Regions from separate parts of the Homo sapiens genome. Here region 2 is linked to region 1. Evidence: chromatin contacts called from ENCODE Hi-C data. All regions are on one chromosome and are shown on one strand. The core of a region is the stretch at or near the end of the contact, and the rest is flanking DNA. Distances in the headings are between cores, read along the strand shown. Region 1 holds the start of SLC14A2-AS1 (SLC14A2 antisense RNA 1). Region 2 holds the start of ATP5F1A (ATP synthase F1 subunit alpha).

Region 1 (7,414 bases), core at 2,724-5,223:
TTTTTCAGAGTTCTGAGATGCCTCTGTTGAGCATGTTGGATGATGATGTTTCTAAGTATTCCAGTCTTTCTTACCTTTGAGATAAGCAGAGTACATGGAATCTATTTTAAGCTTGCATTATAGGATTGGAGTGGTACCTGGCAGGCTCTTGTTTGTTCAGGGATATTTGCCCCATTGCCAGATGGCCCCAGATTGCCATGTTTTTCTAGTTGGTTCTTCTTACCTTTTCTCACAGTTCCTATTTATTCCTGTTGTATGTTTCTGCTTCCTTATTTTACTTTGCAGTAAGCAAAGAGAGTCTGATGGGACTCACATGAGGGAGAGTTACAGGGACACTCTCACCATTCTTGTCAACTGGCCAATTTTATTCATTTCTCAAGTAGCTTAAAAGTCCCTTCTTCCAGGAAGATGTCCGCTCCCCAAACGGCAGCAGAAGCTCCTCTGCATTTTTCTGCCTAAGATACCTACCTCCCTGAACACAGTTACATGCTCAATAGGCTGCCTCCACCATCAGATTGTATGCCCACTGAGGACAGAGTCTGTGTCCCCACAGATTCTTTAGTGCCCAGGACTGCAGGGTGACAGTGAGTGTTCAATCCATATTTATTTAATGTGGATGTGTGTGACCTGAGGGTCAGCCTGGTCTCTCCCATGGAGGAAAGCACTTCCCTCAATGCTAGACCCTGGTTATGGGGCAGAGCTTACCAAAGACTGATTTCTGGGTGAAGCATGACATGGTGCTCCTGTGGTCCTCTCTGCTCCAGCCTGCCTTGTTTCCTCCTTGTCACTCTCTCATCTGACCTCTGCGCATTGACTTCTCTGCCGGTCATCAATGCTCTCCCAACTCCTCCTCTTTGGCAACCTGCCCTTGAGTTCAGAGACCACCTCCCCTAGGACCTTCCCTGACTCTACTTGAACCCTCCCCTCCTAGGGTCTGTAGTGCTCATTTCAGTGTGCCTCTCACAGTGGGGACCCGGGGTTATGATGTCATCACCTTGTGTAGTTATAATCTCCCTTTCTTACACAAAAAAGACAACACTGGAGCTGTAGGGATTCGTAGACCTTGTCCTGTCCATCTCCTTCAATGTACAGGAAAGGACAGTGAAGACAGGGAGCTCAAGTGACCTCCTCCAGGGTATATAGCTGGTGAGTGGTGATATCCCCTTGAGGAGGGGGTAAGTCAGGTTCCCCTCAGGGGAGGAAAGTCAGGTCCTCTCACTTTACGTCTGGGCAGATTCCAGTTCCCCTTCATTCCTAGGATTTTGTACACCATGGTACCCTAGCCCAGGGCTTGAATATCAGTTTCTTAGGACTGCTGTGACAAATTACCAATAAACTCGGTACTTCAGCATAAGAGAAATTCATTCTTTCACAGTTCTGAAGCTAGAAATCCACAACTAAGGTGTTGGCAGGGCCATGCTCCCTGTGGAGGCACTAGAGAAAAAATTTTCTGGCCACTTCTGACTTCTGGTGGCTCCTGGCATTCCTTGGCTTGTGGTGGCATCACTCCAATTTCTGCCTGTCTTCACATGCCCTTTGTTTCTCTCTCTCATGTCTTTTTCTGTCTCTTCCATTATTGGATTTTTGGGTCCGCCCTATCTAGGATTATATCATTTGGAGAGCCTTAACTTGTCTGCAAAAAACTCTTATTCCAAATAAATTCACATTCCAAGGTTCTGTGTAGAACTATTTTTTTGATGGGGCACGATTCAACCCACTACAGCTCGGAATTCAGCAAACACCCAGTTGCCACTGGATTACTGACAGATAGTGGCTCTGCTGGTGTGTGATCAGGCTAACTGGACAACTAGAAGAAGGCTCTGTGGAGGTGGTTGGGTTTGATGGGGAGAAGAAGGTTGGGTTTTCTAAGTGAGGATAAAGTGAAGGGCAGGTCTCAAAGGCTAGTGGGAGCAGGACTCCTGAGAGACTTGAGGACGGGGCCTCAGTTAGTGTGTGAGTCAGAGCTGGGAGGGGTACAGGACTGGACCTGACACCTTCAAGGTCCCCCTGCAGCCTCAAAGCTGGCTGCAGCCTTGAAGCTGGAAGCAGAATCTCCTGCTGGGAGGCTAGCAGACACTTTGCAGTAAGCAGGAAGCGGTGAGCCTCCCTCCCTCAGAACATCTTTTTCAAGAAGGTGCTTCTCTGAAGTTTTCAGCTTGGCCCTTCCTCCCCACCCTAGTTCTGCGGAGAGAAATCCACATCAGAATGGACAGGGTGAAGGCAAGTGGCCCCGTCACACATCCCAGTCAGCTACTTGAGAAGAAGATGAGAGAGGAGGCAAGGCTAGGCTTTGTGAAACGTGTAGGCGGGTCTGTACACAAACATCGGCTCATACAAATAAACCAAACCTGGCCAAAAATAACAGAAAAGGCAACAGATGCTTCCAATTAAAATGTCAGCGTCTCCTGAGAAGCTGAGTTCTCACGTGGTGTGGGTGCTCGGGGGGCCGAGGACTACTGGAAGGGACCACATATGGAAATCTGTTTGCATTATACCATGTCCCAGATGCCACGTAAGACACTGGCCTGACCTTGCAATTAGCACATTGGCTGTTTCTGGGGTGAGGTATGTGGGGATGCAGGGAAAACTCAGAAAGTTGTGAAAGAGTGATTGTTCCTGCTGGGTCCCATAGGAAGCAAGAAACCCAGGAGCATTCTCAGGGAATATTACCCTGTGGGCTCCTCACCCACTCCGTCTTCCCTCTTTTTTGGTTCCATTTTCCCATATTCTTCAACGTCGTTATGAAAGGAAAATGAATTTACATGGATAGCAGGCAGTCTTGGTGGAAAAAGACTGTCAAAGGCTGTCACAAGGATGTGGCAGGGGGTAGGAGGACAGAGGGACAATCCCTGCCCCATCTCCCTGTCTGCCCTTGGTGGTGGTGGTGGTGAGGCATGTAAGACACTGGATGCACACTGGACTATCCAAACAGCCTCTCCCTAGCCTGCTGTACTTCTAATCCCTCATAAAATTGTTTCTTTCCGATTTGCTTTGCTGTTTACTCATCATAGGTCCTCATTTCCCTTTGATCCTAGAGTCACTTTACTTTTATTTTTCTTTTCCTAACTCTCTTTCTTTCTAGCCCCATTGGGTAACTGCTAAGGAAACCAACAAAGGCAGCAATGAAACAGCAGATTCTTTCCCAAATCTCACCATCTCATCAAATCAAGAGGGAGTGTGTATTTGAAAGGGTGCCTTATTCTGATAAATGAATCTCCTTCTTCTCCTAATTATTTTTATTATCATCGCTATTATAATAAAATCCACATTTTATAGCTAAAGATCCAACTAATGTCCACAGAAAGGAAGAACAATGGGGAAATTAATGAACTGAATCCTCATTTGTGTTTCTGCAGGGGAAGATGATAATTTGTTGGTTTTAATAAGTTCCTGGATTGAGTTGCTTCCACAGGCTAGTGCTGCCAGGCCCAGGTATCCACTGGGTAATGCAAGATGTGTAACTCAAATATTTTTATGTGGATTCAAACACATTTTCATTTCTTAATGGTCACTATTACTGACCAGATAAGAGAAAGACTTATCCACATAAGGCAAACAAATGATTAGTTTTGACAACAGAAGCTTAAACAGGATATTAACTAGCAGCCATAGAGATGGGAAGGTTCTGGATGGGAACAGTTATGCAGACAAACCCACAGTATGGCTACTATGTACCAGGGTCCCATCCCTTACCATATGGCTGTGGTCTGGCAAATGGTTCACTGGCAATTCATTACCATATCGTTTGGAACTCAGGAGCAAACCGTTTATGATTAGCAAATTCATTATGCTATCCTTGGTACCTTAAGGGGACACTGTGGGCTTTCCTCCCCTGTTGTTATTTTAAGGACATATGACAGGGAAGGAAGAGCCCTCCCTTTTCCAGCTGCCTCAAAGTATTGTTTGCTGGAAAGTTTGCCGGAATCTAGATAGAATCTTTCAAAAGAAAATAAACAAGCAAAAAATCCCTGCAGTCATGAACTGTAGCCACAGCTGGAACTATTGGAACATTCCAGGAGATGAAAACAAAGATTCCCTCCTCCTTCCCTTCCATCTTACTGAGGACCCATCAGTCACCCTTGTGAGTGCACTTTAGCCATAGCAAGAGCAAGATCAGAGAGAAATAAGGACTTATGACCATTAGACCAGGAGACAGGAAGCGATGGTTCTGGAAGGGGCTCTGTTACTAACTTTGGGTAAGTCAGCTGAATCTTTGATCCTGAGGTTCAGAATCTGCAAAATAGATAAACTCCTCTCTGTTTTACCTACTTCCAGTGGTATCTTTGATAATTCAGGGATAATTACTCTGAATCTACCAGGCTGATTAAGCCACAGCAGATCAGCAGGTGAGGTATTGGAGAGATTTATTTTTAAGCCATTAGCAAAGGTAGGCAAGAAGAGAGGGGCACCAGTCTCTCTACTATCAATAGGGTCTGCCCACCTCTGTAATTTAGCATTTTAACTAGAGTTGCCAAGAAAGAGTACGTGGAGCTTTGCATAAGGTGAAAAAGTGGAGATTGTGTCTGAGAACTGACTAATAGGAATGTGTTTTGCAGAGACTAAAGCTTGATGGAGTAGTCAAAATTCCTGAAGAGGCAGAAAAGCATTAAGACAGGAGGGTTACAATGGCAAACAGAAAAGGGAAGGAGGAAAAATAAGAACCAGACACTGAGTTAGTCACGTTGGTGTGATTTGTTAAGCATTGGCTAGGGAGGGATGTGGCAGTGCTGAAGGGAAACTTGCTCAGTAAGCACAGAGCATGGGATGACCCCATTTTGGTTAATGTACATAACGTGGAGAGACCCCTTGTAGAGCTTGTTCCCTGAAGCCCACCATAGCCTGTTCCCTAATCTCAAAGCCTGACTCTAAGTAAAAATCCCAGGGCTTAGACAAGGGCCCTAATATCCTAAAAACAAACACAACAATCAAAAATACTATCACTCCCCTGCAGCATCAATCTGACCTAAAAGAAGCATGCTTGCCACAATCAACATTAATTACACATTTAATTAACTCTCACTTTATTTCCTTCTTAGAATTCCAAGGGTCTCTGGGCAAGACTTTCCATGGACCACATCTCTGGAAAGAGCTGCCCATGGAACTTTAAAATGATGCCTTCTTCTTGTGATAAATTTCCCTGTTGCAAGCAGTAGAAGCATTACAAAAGAAAATATTTTATTGATCATTCCTTAAAAAAAAAAAACCAGAAATAGGACACATAGGACACATAGGTCCTTATCAGAATCTTGTGGTTTGGAAGAAGCACCACCTAGAAAATCCAGGATCCTGGGTCTGAATTCTGGGTCTGGTGCTGATTCATGATGCAACATTGAATGTGTCAGTTAACTTATTTATGTTTCAGTTCTCCTATCTACAAAGTGACTGTAAGGTAAACTTTATTACATTGACTAGATGCGCTGTCACAGAATGTTTCTTGGAGCATAATCTTACTATTCCCAGTGATTGCAGAGGTCCGGAGCTGTTCCTTTGCTTTATGAATGTTAAAGAATGAATTAGGGTACTTTTCAGCTTGATCACTCTAGCATCTCATGGTGCAATATTGTTGCCCATGTTTATGATATATGAGGATATAGTGACCCTTGTCCACAACACAAATCCTAGACATGGAACTGTTCCTATGGGAATAAGATGCATTTTATGGTCTTCCAGGTCTGTTGAGTCCAACCAAACACCTACAGCATGCCAGGTGATCTGCTAGGCTCTGGGTTACCGGGATGAGATGGCACAGACCCTGCCCTGGAGGAGCTTATGTTCTCATGGAGGCAGCTTAATCTCTAAACAATTAACTTTAGTTCAAGATGATATGTGAAACAATAGACTATCGAGAGTTTCTCAAAGATTTCCCCCCAAGAATCAACTGCATTGGAAACAACTAGTGAGTTTAACAACCCCACCCCTAATCTTCCCATATCTGTATCTCTCAGGGTGGAATTTGGGAATCTGCCTGTTTCACAAGTCTTCCAGCATCTTCTGCCCCACACTAAAGTCACTATGGGAAAAGTTAACTATGGGAACTCACAGACAGATGCCACGGAATCCTGCCTTTAGGGACCACTTATTTGAGTTCTATGCTCCTCTAAGCCCTGTGAAAAATCCAATAACATTTACTATAGAATCCATTACCTCTAGGAGCTTATACTTTTCTCAAGAGCCATAAAACCAGGATATCACATCCAAGGATAAGAGGAAGAAATCAGGGTTGGAGCTCATGTCCCATGATGTTCTTGCTCTAGCCAAGACTTGTGGGCTTCCTCCTTCATGAGTGATTTTTTCCCCAGAGCGGAAGTCACTTGCCCCACCATGGGAAGATGTAGCTCTGCCCAAGACTCTGGGACCACTCTGATCCGGGGAAAGTGTTGAGAAACCTTTCAGGAATCCCTTGTCACTTCCAGTCCTGCTCTGACTGGGTAATTCATTATCGGACCTTGACTGTGTTCTGGGTACTCTAAAGCTAACTTTATCCTTGCCCAGTGTCCCGGCAACTCTATGGCCCTTGCTCTTCTGCATCTTTGCCAGGGACATGTCCTTCACCTGCACCCTGTTCAACAGAGACAATGACACTTCTCTACATGGCAATGCAGCCTAATGCAGGTGGGAGACGAAGCATTTATACAAAAAGCATTGTGCTGGAACTACATAGCAACTTACACATTTTCCAGAGAGATAATATTATGTTCACTTTATTAATATGTTTTAAGGACTCAGTCCACAAAGCTGGTAAGTGGACGATTCAAGTCTCAGGTTGGTCCTGACTTACTCATAGTTTGTGGCCCTCATCATAATCACAGGTCCCTTATAAGGGGAGTGTTGATGGACAGGACATAAGCAGAGAGTCACTCTCTTTTCCTGGCTATCCTCACCTTTGGCGAGCCAGTTTGCCAGAGTCAAAATAGTCTGGCATTTGGAGGCTTCTCTGTTCATTATTCTCTGTGTGATCTTGGGCAAGTTATAGCCTTTTTGATCCTCAGGTTCTTTGCTGGTAAAACGGGACAATACACACATACTAGAGGTCACTGTTGAGTGAACTGAATGAAATAATATAGGTAATGTCCTTAGCTCAGTAATGTTAGCTTCTCTCCCGTTTCCTCTCTTCCTGCCCTTGTATGTGGAGCCCCAGACCCTTGTCTTTCCTCACCCCTGCAAAGGAGGTCCTTTTGAGAAATACTTCTTGCTATGTTATCTTATCTGACAGTGACCAGGCTTGTTCTCACAAGACAATAGCTGATCCCTTCCTTCTCATAGTGCTGTGAAAATCCCACCTCTTCCCGAAACCAGATAGAACCTGGTGAAAAGGTAGAGACGGATCCACTTTAACTTTGCTGGTCTGTTTGCATTTGCCCCTGACCTTTATATTCTGAGTCTTGGCTGGGTGCAGTGAAGTAAAGAAGGGGCT
Region 2 (7,414 bases), core at 2,169-4,668, 590 kb before region 1:
TATGTTGGCCAGACTCATCTTGAACTCCTGACTTCAAGTGATCAACCTGCTTCAGCCTCCCAAAGTGCTGGGATTACAGGTGTGAGCCACCATGCCGGCTAATTTTGTTGTTATTGTTGTTGTTGTTTTGAGATAGTCTCACTCCTGTCGCGCATACTGAAGTGCAGAGGCGCAATCTTGGCTCACTGCAACCTCCACCTGGCTCACTGCAACCTTCACCTCCTGGATTCAAGCGATTCTCCTTCCTCAGCCTCCTGAGTAGCTGGGGTTACAGGTGTGCACCACCACCCCCAGCTAATTTTTGATTTTTTAGTAGAGACGGGGTTTTGCCATGTTGGCCAGGCTGGTCTTGAACTCCTGACCTCAGGCGATCTGCCTGCCTTGGCCTCCCAATGTGCTAGGATTACATGCGTGAGCCACCATGCCCGGCCTTGTTGTTTTTAGAAACGATATTTTTTCCTGTTAGCTTGTGAAAGTTGATTGGGTCATTCTTGTCATCCCCAACTAAAACAGTGTCAAGAGGTAAAGGGAAAAAAAAGCACTCAGGGCACATAACATTGCTCCAAAAATGTAATTATCTGTAAGCCTGGCTGCTGAAACTGCCCGCTATAACCTAAACCAGTTTTTTTGTTTGTTTGTTTTGAGATGGAGTCTCACTCTGTCGCCCAGGCTGGAATGCAATGGCATGATTTTGGCTCACTGCAACCTCTGCCTCCAGGTTCATGTGATTCTCCTGCCTCAGCCTCCCAAGTAGCTGGGATTACAGGCACCCGCCAACATACCCAGCCAATTTTTGTATTTTTAGCAGAGACGGGGTTTCATCATGTTGGTCAGGCTGGTCTTGAACTCCTGACCTCAGGTGATCCACCCGCCTCGGCCTCCCAAAGCGCTGGGATTACAGGCGTGAGCCACCGTGCCCGGCTGACCTAAACCAGTTTTATCTAATTAGCTGCTAAAAACAACCTGCAGTGACTCTAAGGATCGTTTTACCTAGTTGCCATTACTTGCCAATCAAAACTTGCCAGCTCCCCAAAACCTTACTAGTGACAATGAACTTTCTTAAAGAACAATATACAACAGTTCTCTTTTTTTGTTGTTTGTTTTGATATAGGGTCTTGCTTTGTTGCCCAGGCTGGAGTGTTCCGGTGTGATCACAGCTCACTGCACTCCCAAACTCCTGGGCTCAAGTGAACCTCTCATCTTGGCTTCCCAACGTGTTGGGATTACAGGCATGAGCCACTGTTCCTGGCTATATTTCTCTTTTACAAAAATAAAACCTCTAACCATCTGTTTGTTCTTCTGACGTACCAAAGACCACCCTGTTTGTGTGTATGCCCTGAATGGCAATTATTGCTTCCCAAATGTTTTAAATTTATAGATTTGTCTCTGTATTTTATTTTACTTGGACAGCCTTTTTCTTTTTCTTTTCTTTTTTTCTTTCTTTTTTTTTTTTTTTTTTTTTAGATGGAGTTTCACTTTTATTGCCCAGGCTGGAGGACAGTGGTGCAATCTGGGGCTCACTGCAACTTCTGCCTCCCGGGTTAAAGCAATTCTCCTGCCTCAGCCTCCCCAGTAGCTGGGATTACAGGTGCCCGCCCCCATGCCGGGCTAATTTTTGTATTTTTAGTAGAGATGGGGTTTTGCCATGTTGGCCAAGCTGGTCTCGAACTCCTGACCTCAGGTGATCCACCCGCCTCAGCCTCCCAAAGTGCTGGGATTACAGGCGTGAGCCACTGCGCCTGGCTTGGACAGCCTTTTTGTACCCCTGATTCCCAGGAGAACTGCTGCTCTATTTTCCCATGGCTTACCTTGAAAAGAGTAGGATACTAGAGAAAAGGATGGCTAATCACGTGTTTACAAGCCATGTTTCAGGAGATGACCCTTGTAGCCCGGATATTTATTTGCCTCACCAAAATTCAGGTTCTAGGTGTAAGCCAGGATTTGGGGGATGGAACTGAAAATGCTTCTCCAAACGGTGAAAAGCGGGCCCAGCGCAGAGGCTGAGGAGGAAGGATCACTTGAAGCCAGGAGTTCGAGACCAGCCTGGGCAACATAGAGAGACCTCCCCCCACGCCCTGCCCACCACCGCCGTCTTTACAAAAAAATTAGCCAGGCATGGTGGTGGGACCACAGGGGCACAGGCTGAGGTCAGAGGATTGCTCCAGCCCAGGAGTTCCAGGCTGCAATGAATGGTGATAAACCCACTGCACTCTTTCCTGGGCAACAGAGTGAGACCCTGTCTTAAATAAAATAAAATAAATAAATAAAAAAAAAAGAAAAGTGAAGGCAACGTTAATAAGTGTCCACTATGACATAATAATAACCAGCATCACACACACACACAAATCTTGCATATATCACAAAAATCTCAGTATGGTAATTCTGTGGAGAAAAAAAAAAAGCCCATCCAGGTAAGCATAGAAAGTGTTTTTTCATCATCTCCCTTTGACTCCAAATGAAGAAGCAGAGTTCCCAATAGCATGAACTAGATGTTGGCAGAGGAAAAAGCGAGTCCTCGTCCTATCCTGGTGTAAACTTCTGATTCTGGACAATTCTCAGTAGGATTGGCAATGACTCTTCTAGGCCTCCTTGTGATTGTTGATATATTTTTTTTAATTTAAAGTTCCGGAATACATGTCCAGGACGTGCAGGTTTGTTACACAGGTAAATGTGTGCCATGGTGGTTTGCTGTAACTATCATCCCATCACCTAGGTATTAAGCTCCGCATGTATTAGCTATTTATCTTGATGCTCCCCTCCCCCGGTTATCAGGATTTTTAAACAGTTTGCTCTAATTCACTGACAGGATTCTTTTAGAATGAATCTAAAAAAGCTGGGAATCTTTAACCTGAGCGCAGATCGGATCACGTGGAACGGTGCTGGTGTTTGTTAAAAATTCAGATTGCCCCGAATTTTCGACTCAGAGGGTCTGAAGTGGGGCTAAGATCTGCAGATTAACGGGCTCCGTGGGAGGCTCCCTGCTGGTGGCCAGTCCCGGGGTTTAGCTGTTCACTGTTGCTACTCGTGCTAAACCACGGTCTAACACTACCGACACTATTAATCGCCCTGGTCCTCAAGACAGCCGCGACCCCAGACGGGTGAGGCCCTCATCCTCTAGCACCAGATGGGGCCTGGGAACTGCTGCTTAGCAGATTCAGCTACCCACGTGGTCACCCGGGGCAACCACAAGGTCGACTCAAAAGACCAAAATAAATGTATAACGAATGCCAGGACCAAAGCCGGAATATATCTAATCATTCATTTTGAGGTTTAAACTTAAAAATGTTACATAAAAAAATAAGTAACCTGCCAAAAAATGCAGAGTGGCGGCGGGGGCGGGGGGAGAGGTGGTGAACGCGAGGGGCAGTACTTCCGGGTCAGGTGGGCCGGCTGTCTTGACCTTCTTTGCGGCTCGGCCATTTTGTCCCAGTCAGTCCGGAGGCTGCGGCTGCAGAAGTACCGCCTGCGGAGTAACTGCAAAGATGCTGTCCGTGCGCGTTGCTGCGGCCGTGGTCCGCGCCCTTCCTCGGCGGGCCGGACTGGTGAGCACCGAAGGCCGGCATGATGCAGGCGGCCGGGTGGGGCTGCAGGGTGGTGGTGCGCCGGCTCGGGCGCTCTCTGCAGGAGGGCGAGGGGCTGTGGCGAATGCCGCCATCTTGCACCCGTGGCTTCTCCGGCTGGACAGAGCAGGCGACACAGGTGCCCTTTTGCTCGTCACCTGCGCAGAGGCAGAATGGTACAGGGCAGACAGTTAACTCGATGGTGTCCAGAGACAGGGCCTCAAGATTCCTGTCTTCGGCTGACAGCGGCCCTAGAAGGGGGATCTTGGGTGAAGGTCAGGGCTTGGGCGCTAGCTCTCCGAGGCCTGTTCTGAATCGGTGAGGTTCCTCTCTTTCGATTCTTAGGGTCGCGTCCCGCTGAAGGTCAGAAAACTGCTGTCAGCTCTTGTTGAAGCTAGTCAGTGGAGTCTGACATTGTGTGAAGGTCAGCAGGCCCAGCATTTCACCTCTGCCTGGAGCTCAGTTTAGAGGAAAGGAATAAATGAAGGTGGTTTTTGGAATACTTACGTAGGCTTTCTCTTAGTGCTGAATACGAAACGACCGTGAAAACGTCCTGCAGGTGCAAAGAACCATTTCATGTGGCCAGCACTGTGACAACAGTGAAGCTGGTTTCTAAATTGTCTCTCCGGCAGAGTGTGTGCTTTGTGGCACTTGGACGTGTTTAAAGAATTTGTCCTTGAGTTTTCCACCTGGTTTTGAGTAATTTTTAGTGATGGAGAATTCAAGTAAAAGAGAACAAGGTTGGAAAATGGCTGTAAGGATTAATACCCTTCGTTATTTGTTTCCCTTGAAATTAACATGATTTCAGTGTAAACGCATTGACACTGACACTTTTTTTTTGTTCTAAAAGTAATCTCAATTTGAAAGGTGAAATAAACATGTTGGCTGTTTTGCTGCCTTAACAACCGCTGGTAGCATCTTGGGTTTCTGTTAACAAAAAAGCATTTTTAACGGTTTTCATCTAGCTCCTATGGAAGGTAGAGGCTTCAGAATTGACAGTGACCAGTCGCAGTATTACAACTTGAAGGAGAAACTGAAGGAAGTTCCAGGTGGCTGCAGGATTTGTTGAGAGAGTAAAATAAGTCCACATGCCACAACTCTTGGTTTCTAATCTAACTCTAGCATTTATTCAGTTTTTGTTTGCTTGTTTTTTTTTTTTTTTTTTTTTTTTGAGATGGTGTCTCGCTCAGTCGCCCAGGCTGGATTGCAATGGCGTGATCTCCGCCCACTGCAACCACCGCCTCCCAGGATCAAGTGATTCTCCCACCTCAGCCTCCCGAGTAGCTGGGATTACAGGCACCCGCCGTCATGCCCTGCTACTTTTTGTAGTTTTTCGTAGAGACGGGGTTTCACCATGTTGGCTAGGCTGGTCTTGAACTCCTGACGTCAGGTGATCCGCTCGCCTCGGCCTTCTGAAGTGCTGGGATTACAAGCATGAGCCGTCGTGCCCGGCCGCTTGTTGTCGTTGTTGTTGTTGTTGTTTTTAAGTAAAATTGGAACTACTTTGAGTTTTGCCCCTTGTAGGAAGCTGTTTATCTTAGAATTCCTGCAACTCCATTAAAATACATCTAAAGTCAAAATAATAAAAATTGGGTACCTTTAAAGGGAAAGACACTTACATTTTGTTAACAGTTGCTTTTTTTTTTTTTTTTTGAGACGGAGTTTTGCTTTTGTCGCCCAGGCTGGAGTGCAGTGGCGCGATCTTGGCTCACCACAACCTCTGCCTCCCAGGTTCAAGCGATTCTCCTGCCTCAGCTTCCCGAGTAGCTGGGATTACAGGCATGTGCCACCACGCCCAGCTAATTTTGTATTTCTAGTAGAGACGGGGTTTCTCCATGTTGGTCAGGCTGGTCTCCAACTCCCGACCTTAGGTAATCCGCCCGCCTTGGCCTCCCAAAGTGCTGGGATTACAGGCATGAGCCACCGTGCCCTGCCAATAGTTGCTTTTTAAAATACTGACTGCCAGGCCGGGTGCAGTGGCTGACGTCTGTAATTCCAGCACTTTGGGAGGCCAAGGTGGGTGCATCACCTGAAGTCAGGAGTTCGAGATCAACCTGGCCAACATGGCGAAACCCTGTCTCTACTAAAAATAAAAAAATTAGCCGGGCATGGTGGTGGTCGCCTGTAGTCCCAGCTACTCAGGAGGCCGAGGCATGAGAATCGCTTGAACCTGGGAGGTGAAGGTTGCAATGAGCCAAGATCGTGCCCCTGCACTCCAGCTTGGGTGACAGAATGAGACTCCGTCTCAGAAGGAAAAAAAAAATGTGTGTGTATATATATATTTACTGCCCAGTAAATATATATTTATTTACTGCCCAGTCTGGGCAATATGATGAAATCCTGTCTCTATAAAAAAAATAAGTACAAAAATTAGCCTGGCCAGGTGGCGCACTCCTGTGATCCCACCTACTGGGGAGGCTGAGGTGGGAGGATCACCTGAGCCCAGGAAGTCGAGGCTGTAGTGAGCCGTGATTGAGCCACTGCACTCCGACCTGGGTGACAAGAGTGAGACCCTGTCCCAAAAAAGAAAAAAAAATAAGCCGGGTGCGGTGCTCACGCCTATAGTTCTAGCACTTTGGGAGGCCAAGGCGGGTGGATCACTTGAGGTCAGGAGTTCGAGACCAGCCTGGCCAGCATGGTGAAACCCCGTCTCTACTAAAAATATAAAAAATTAACCTGGTGGAGGTGGCGCACCCCTGTAGTCCCAGCTACTCGGGAGGCTGAGAATCGCTTGAGACTAGGAGGTGGAGGATGCAGTGAGCCGTCTCAAAAAAACAATAATAATAAAGTACAGACTGCATTTTAAAAATATGCGAGTGTTTACTGTGTACTAGGAGCTGTATAAAAGGTTTTCACATATATCAAAAGCTACTTTCCCATTTGACATTTTAAACAAAATGCTTTATATGTAATTAGCATTTTCACCAGTACTTTGATCACACTAAGCTGGCATTTGTTTAAGCTTGTAAGTTTTATAAAGGCTTTGTTAAAAATCAAATTTTTAAGAATACTTTTGCACTAGGTCTCCAGAAATGCTTTGGGTTCATCTTTCATTGCTGCAAGGAACTTCCATGCCTCTAACACTCATCTTCAAAAGACTGGTAAGTTATTATTTCTCAGTCTACGCCGCACTTACTAGATGAAGATATAAATTACATACATCGTATAACTGTGGTGAGTTGTTTTTCATTTGTTAGTTTTTTCTCTAGTTTGTATAGACTCTCAGGTTCTTAAACCATATTGTTACCATTTAGCCCTGTCATGGTTCTCTTGTTATAGTCAAATGAACTACTGTTACATATTTTTCTTTTGATATTAGTATGGCTTCTTTGTTCTGGTAATGGCCCTTGGGTAGAAACAGAAAGAACATACACTAGGTAATGGAATCTTTGTGACCTCTGGAAGACTTCCTTTTTCCTTTTCTAAAAGGCATTAGAAAAAATGTAAGTTCTTATTGATAGGTTTTCTTATTCGTTTTCTTTTTTTTTGAGACAGAATCTTGCTCTGTCGCCAGGCTGGAGTGCAGTGGCAAGATCTCGGCTCACTGCAACCTCTGTCTCCTGAGTTCAAGCAATTCTACTGCCTCAGTCTCCTGACTAGCTGGGATTACAGGCATGCACCACCATGCCCGGCTAATTTTTTGTATTTTAGTAGAGACAAGGTTTCACCATGTTGGCCAGGATGGTCTCGATCTCCTGACCTTGTGATATGCCTGCCTCGGCCTCCCAAAGTGCTGGGATTAAAGGCGTGAGCCACTGCACCGGTCCACTGATAGGTTTTATTTTTTCAAAGGCAGTAGCTACTAGATATTTGGCAATCTGTGAACTTGCACATTACAGATGCAGTAGAGAAGT

The links. Hi-C counts contacts between places; a loop is a spot of excess contacts on that map.
Region 2: a map of heart left ventricle shows a loop between it and region 1 (5-fold over the local background). The contact joins the promoter of ATP5F1A here to the promoter of SLC14A2-AS1 in region 1. A Hi-C loop is called at or near these places in 1 of 168 maps with a recorded cell type or tissue (heart left ventricle).

Annotation. Positions count from the first base shown.
Region 1 is chr18:45,500,706-45,508,119 of GRCh38, reverse strand. It overlaps SLC14A2-AS1 (SLC14A2 antisense RNA 1), which reads left to right and starts at 3,973. Exons shown (of 11, transcript XR_007066352.1): 1 at 3,973-4,196. It also overlaps a transcript of SLC14A2 not described here.
Region 2 is chr18:46,094,300-46,101,713 of GRCh38, reverse strand. It overlaps ATP5F1A (ATP synthase F1 subunit alpha), which reads left to right and starts at 3,418. Exons shown (of 12, transcript NM_004046.6): 1 at 3,418-3,542; 2 at 6,583-6,661. The coding sequence starts at 3,483. RefSeq lists enhancers at 3,753-3,902, 2,819-4,018, 3,993-4,052.